Regions from separate parts of the Homo sapiens genome. Here region 1 is linked to region 2. The links are chromatin contacts, found by Hi-C or POLR2A ChIA-PET in ENCODE. All regions are on one chromosome and are shown on one strand. Each heading gives the region's core, a stretch centred on a gene start or an enhancer-like site at or near the end of the contact. The rest is flanking DNA. Distances are from core to core; before and after follow the strand shown. Region 1 holds the start of SFT2D3 (SFT2 domain containing 3). Region 2 holds the start of CLASP1-AS1 (CLASP1 antisense RNA 1).

Evidence for each region. A loop is a pair of places that touch in the nucleus more often than their neighbours do. ChIA-PET counts read pairs that join two places held with the same protein, here RNA polymerase II (POLR2A). Pooled maps may share reads with other maps.
Region 1: a loop to region 2 is called in a pooled map, with 17 times the contacts of the local background. The contact joins the promoter of SFT2D3 here to the promoter of CLASP1-AS1 in region 2. A Hi-C loop is called at or near these places in 1 of 168 maps with a recorded cell type or tissue (vagina) and 6 of 50 pooled maps. POLR2A ChIA-PET finds 5 or more read pairs at or near these places in 1 of 52 experiments (WTC11).

Annotation. Positions count from the first base shown.
Region 1 is chr2:127,700,191-127,702,902 of GRCh38, reverse strand. SFT2D3 (SFT2 domain containing 3) reads right to left here and starts at 1,406. Exons shown (of 1, transcript NM_032740.4): 1 at 1-1,406. The coding sequence starts at 1,374. The coding sequence ends at 727. WDR33 (WD repeat domain 33) reads left to right here. Exons shown (of 22, transcript NM_018383.5): 22 at 1-1,876. RefSeq lists a silencer at 648-1,327 and enhancers at 1,647-2,168, 2,088-2,457, 2,169-2,690, 1,685-2,712.
Region 2 is chr2:121,528,695-121,531,542 of GRCh38, reverse strand. CLASP1-AS1 (CLASP1 antisense RNA 1) reads right to left here and starts at 1,375. Exons shown (of 2, transcript XR_001739683.2): 1 at 768-1,375. CLASP1 (cytoplasmic linker associated protein 1) reads left to right here. Exons shown (of 41, transcript NM_001395891.1): 3 at 1,218-1,296; 4 at 2,763-2,848. RNU4ATAC (RNA, U4atac small nuclear) reads right to left here and starts at 663; the gene lies at 534-663. RefSeq lists an enhancer at 986-1,115 and a silencer at 1,306-1,505.

The sequences.
Region 1 (2,712 bases), core at 157-2,656, 6.2 Mb before region 2:
TCTATTTGCAGGATTTCCGAAGAGACCGTTAAGCATCTACGCGCCCCTTCCTGGATCCCATGCTTCTTGGGGCAGGAAATTTCTTTTGGTCCGTCGCTTTCGTCGTGAAATACACAACTAATTTTCCTTTCATGTTATAAGGCACCATATTTATGATTTTGTTAACTGAAGAAAAAACCCGAGATAAACCATCTTAAGTACTTTTAAAAGTCCAGTGGCTGAATTCGGTGTTTAATCTGATACCCTTCTGGATTCGCTGACACTGGAGAGAATAATTTCCAAGTCTTAGTATAGCCAAAACAAAAAACTACCGTCGCTAAGCTACATCTACCACTGGATTTTAAAATGACAAAACAGCCTGAGAAAAATCACAAGAGCAGCTAACTCGAAGAAAAATCCTTTTTCTTTACTCAGCCGAACCTAAGACCACAGTTACTTCGAAAGCAACTTCTAATAACCGTCTCACATCCTGTCACCAGTTCAATGACAAAATCTCAGTTTTCAGAGCGTGTGCCAAGTCCAGCACAAAAAGCTGACATCGAGGAGCTCCCAACGCTGCTGTCGCCTCCGCTGGCAGCAGCCGCTCCCGGATTAGACTCGCAGGCTGTTAGGGCAGGGCCTTCGCCACGGGCTTCCGCACAGCGGCGTGCAGTCCTCAGCTCGGCCGGCGCGGTCTCCGACGGCGCTGGCTCCGCGTACTTCCCCAGCGGCGAGGGCGCGAGGTCCTCACACGGGCAGCACCTTGGCGAGGCCGGCGCCGCGGCCCAGGCGACCCAGTGCGAGGCGCAGCGCGGTGCCGCCGCCCCAGGGCAGCAGCCCAACCAGCGCGGCCAGCAGCGCGGCCACCTGCGCGCCCGCGCCCAGCACCGTGAGCAGCGTGCTGCGAAGGCCCAGCGCGGCGAACAGCGTGGCGCCCAGCGCTGCCATGTAGAGCAGCGCGGGCCGGGACGGCGCTTCTTCGCAGCGCAGCAGGCGTCCGCACGCCGCGCCGCCCCGCAGCAGCGCGCTTCCCGCCAACGCCAGCGCCGAGCCCAGTGACCAGAGCAGCGCGAACTTGCGCGCGCGCAGCAGCAACACCGGTGCGTAGAGCGCGGCTAGGCCGAAACACAGTGCAGCCAGCAGCAGGCACCCGCCGCCCGCCGCCAGCCGCTGCCCGCGCGTCACGCTCGGGAGGCACGTCAGGCCGGCCGCTGCCGACTCCGCAGGGCTCCGCGCCCACGTCCAGCGCAAGCCCGCGCGGCCCAGCCACTCCTCCGCCGGCCGGTCCCCGGGCTCCTCCGCCTTCTCCGCGGCGAGCAGCGGCTCCGCGGCCGCCGGGCCGCCAGCTTTCCCCTGCGCCAGGTACTCCTGCAGCTGGCGGTGGAGGTCCGCCATCTTGGACAAGGCGGTGGCAGAAAGGAAAAGCTGCGGCTCACTTCCGGCCCTCCGCTGAAGCGGTTCGGTCTTCGGGCGGCAATTGGTCGGCGACGGCGAAAGGGGCAGGGCCTGCGGCGCTCGCGGAAGTGCCGCGGTGCCTGCTCTGCGGACTTTTGTGGTGTCCCCAAGTACCGTGGTCGCAGGTGCTGCCTGTCCGCTTGCAGTCGCCCTCCCAGCGCCTGACCCTCTTCCTTGTTCGGAGTAGGCGCCCTTGCGGTCTGGCTAAGTCCTGCCAGCATTAATAGTTGGAAGGCAGGGGTGGGTGTGGTTCTAAAGGGGCACAAGAAGTGACCCTTTTGCTGACGGAAATGTCTTATGGCCTCACTGCGTCTACCGTGGCGGTGATATTGTGCTAGTTTTGCAACATGGAGGAATGGGTAAAGGGTACACAGAATCTCTCTTGTTTCTTACAACTGAACACAAACAGTGATCTCAAAATAAAAATTTAATTTTTAAAAAAGTTCAGACCTGTGTAACTCAGGTGGGTTTTTTGGGGAAAGTTGCGTTCTGATTAGTTACCTCACTTGTAGTAATAGTGACCATCCTGATCATTTACCATGGGGTTGATAAAGGAAGGGTTGACACCCAGCACCCTCAACCTGCTTCTCTATTCTGTTCTCAGTTTCGGCCACAGGCCTGGCAACATCCTTGACTCCTTCGCGCCCCTTGTCCAAGACTCGGTGCTGCTGTCCCATGTGTTTGGTGTCACTCTCGTGCTCTGGACAGCGCCACGCCCAGGTGTCCTGACTCATCGTCACATCACTGTGACAAGCTGGCTCGCACGCAGGTCAATCCTGATCTGTTCCCAGGCCGCACCCACGTGCCCTGCTGTTTCTCAGAGCCTCCTAGAGGGTGTTTGCTTGTGGTTCCTCTCACAGGTCAGATTCCTCCAGATTCTTCCAGCTGCCTCCACAGCTCCCCTCACCACCTTGGCTTCCCCTGGGTGGCCCTGTGTCCTTTGTCCTCTGCCCTAGGTGGATGTAAGGTTAACGGCTTCCTGCTGTTTGGCTTCTCAGCCTTTCCATCCCCTGTGTGTAACTAATCTCCCCCATTAAGTTCCTTTTAATGCTTTCTGTTTTCTTGGTTGGATCCTGGCAGATGCAATTCTTTTTCAAAATATATTCTGATTTGTTATCTCACTTGATAATAATAGTGACCAGCCTGATCACTTAGCATGGGCTAAACCATTAGGATGGCTACAATCAAAACAAAAAAACAAAAACACACCAGAAAGTTACAAGTGCTGTCAAGGATGTGGAGAAACTAGAAGCCTTGTGCACCGTTGGTGGGAATGTA
Region 2 (2,848 bases), core at 126-2,625:
CTCACTGCAGGCTCCACCCCCCCGGATTCACGCCATTCTCCTGCCTCAGCCTCCCGAGCAGCTGGGACTACAGGCGCCGGCCACCTCGCCCGGCTAATTTTTTGTATTTTTAGGAGAGACGGAGTTTCACTGTGTTAGCCAGGATGGTCTCGATCTCCTGACCTCGTGATCCGCCCCCCTCGGCCTCCCAAAGTGCTGGGATTGCAGGCGTGAGCCACCGCGCCCGACCTGGATTACATTTTATGTGAGGTGCAAAGACCTACTGAAACTTCGTCTCCTATTGAAACTTGACCTAGACTACTGGGCTGACTCAGCATAAGGAAGTTACAGAACAGTTGATGATCGGCGTAAAGTTAAAGGGGTGAAGTTCTGTTGAAATCCTTCCCGTTTAATCACCGCAAAAACTGAAAGAACTTTACTTGCGACACTAAAACCACGCGTCTTGTGCACCCTCTACTGGTTTAACCACAAAGTACTAGTTTATTTACGAATTACTGCTGTTTGAACTGATAAGTCTATGAAAACAGGTTTTCATTTTTCCAAAAATTGCACCAAAATAAAGCAAAAGCTCTAGTTGATGCGGGTGTGTTGTTCAGGCGTTAGCAGTACTGCCCTCACTATGCGCTCATTGGACAGTAGCGCAACCCCAAGAAAAGGATGGTTATAATAGAAAGTCCCTGGGCTGCAAGCAGGAAGCGCCAATACCTGGTAGGGTTGTGGTAATTAATTCGTGAGCCTCGCCCTAGTCGGTCTGGTAGCTAGCTTACCTCCAGCCTCCACAGCTTTCGACGACACCCCAATTCTTTGTTTTCTGAGGCTCCCGAAGGGTCGCAAAAGCGGCGGCTCGGTTTTACCCAGAAGACCGCGCGTCGGCCGCTCGAAAATTTGCATACGCTTTTCTCGCCGGGGCGGGGCTGGCGGGGGCGGGACCGCGGCGCGCTCTTGAACTCCACCCGCAGCTAACCCGGGTTTGGCTACGCTGTATTGCCTTTTATTTCGTTTCTCCTCACCGAGTATTTTCCATTATAGCTGTACATAGCTCTTTTTGTGGAAGATCATCCTTCTTCGTGCTAATCTCTTTGGTCCTCCAGTCGGCATGCGTCTGGACTCTCGGACTGCGTCTGGGCCGGAAATGTCTAGGCCTCCCCGGAGCGGGTGGGCGGGAGCGCTGCCCCGCAGGCCGGCTGCTAACAGGCTCCCGGTGTTTCCCGCTGCAGGTGGTTCTGCTGGGCATGGACATCCTGTCCGCCCTGGTGACCCGGCTGCAGGATCGGTTCAAGGCGCAGATCGGCACAGGTGAGCTGCGGCACTTGTGGAGCGGACCCGGCCCCTTCAGACCCCCAGCCTTCCCTCGGCCTCCCCGGCTCCCAAACCCTCCCGGCAGCCACCCTGCCTCCCCTCCAGCCCCCTCTCCCTCCCTTCCGCTCCTCCCAAACAGCCAGTCCCCGCCCTCCCCCGCAGCCCCCCTAAGCACTCGCAGCCTGGGTCGGCCGCCCCGCTGCCTTCCCTTCCAGCTGGACTCCCCTGGCCTCTGGGCCTGCGGGCGCCCTTACCCTCCCCCATACCTTTGTACTGGCTTCACTGTGTTCTCACACGGAACTTAGTAATACGTGTTCTAATATGAAATATTAGTGCCATTTTTATTTCTTATGCTAAATTAGCTGTCACTCTTTAGTGCCAACCAAGTCATATTTTACCCTGACCCCGGTCCCCTTTAATGAGAGGCAGTTTTCCTTGAGAAATCCTATAAAACCAAGCCAGTTGTATTTTTCTCCAGATGATTATGGTTGGCATGACTATTTTCACCTTGATTGTAAATGTCATTACAAATGTATAGTAAATGTTCACTCTTATTTTGAAGGGAAAACAGTATGTCAGCAAAATGAAACAAAACCCACAGATTTCATAGATTTAAATACCTCTAAATTCCTGACCTCCGGTGTTTCATGGGGGTAGTATAAACACTAAGCATCTCTATGCAACCATTTCCTTATGGAATTTCTCTGTTTTACGTTGGTACACATGTATTCTTTACTGTTAACTTTCCGACCAATATGCTCCTTCTGAAAAGGTCATGAGCACCGACTGTTTACAAATTTAAAAAAAGCTTTTACTTTTAGACATTTGATATTTTAATAGTGTTCCATTTTCCTCCTAAATTAGCTGAATTATTCAGGGATATCTCATGTAATAGAGGTTTACAAACTCTTAAAATAAGCTGATCTCTGGTCTACAGGTGCACTTGGACCACTGGTGGGAGGGTCCACCCTGGGTATGTCGGGGAAGATGGAGAGCTGGGCTCTGTCTCATGTGTGTATGGGCGTGATGTAAAACTAAAAATACACAATAGTGATGAAACTTAAGATTTATTCATAAGTGCCCACTCCTTCCACCCCCAAACACATATACTGGAGCCCCTCTCCTTGTGTTTTACCTAAATTTTCCTTTCTGTTGACTCTTCCTCTCAAGGTCTTCCATTTTTATCAGCTTACAAATACGTTGGGAACTGGCTGGAGGAACGTGGGGTAAGGAGGAAGACAAATAGTGTATCTGTCCATGCAAAGGATTTTGCAGACTCTTTTGGTGACTTTCATGGACTTCAGCAAGGAGAGTAGAGCTGTGAGCAAAGATGAGTGGTTTTAGAATGAGATACATCATTTAGGTCAGGGGTTTGTCTTCCCACATAATTGAGATAGGAATACTTGGTGACCACAGACCCCCAAATAGGGTTTCATTTGATCAGTTTCCATTTTGATTTTCAGTGCTGCCAAGTCTAATAGACAGACTAGGAGATGCTAAAGACTCTGTGAGGGAGCAGGACCAAACTCTGCTGCTAAAGATCATGGAT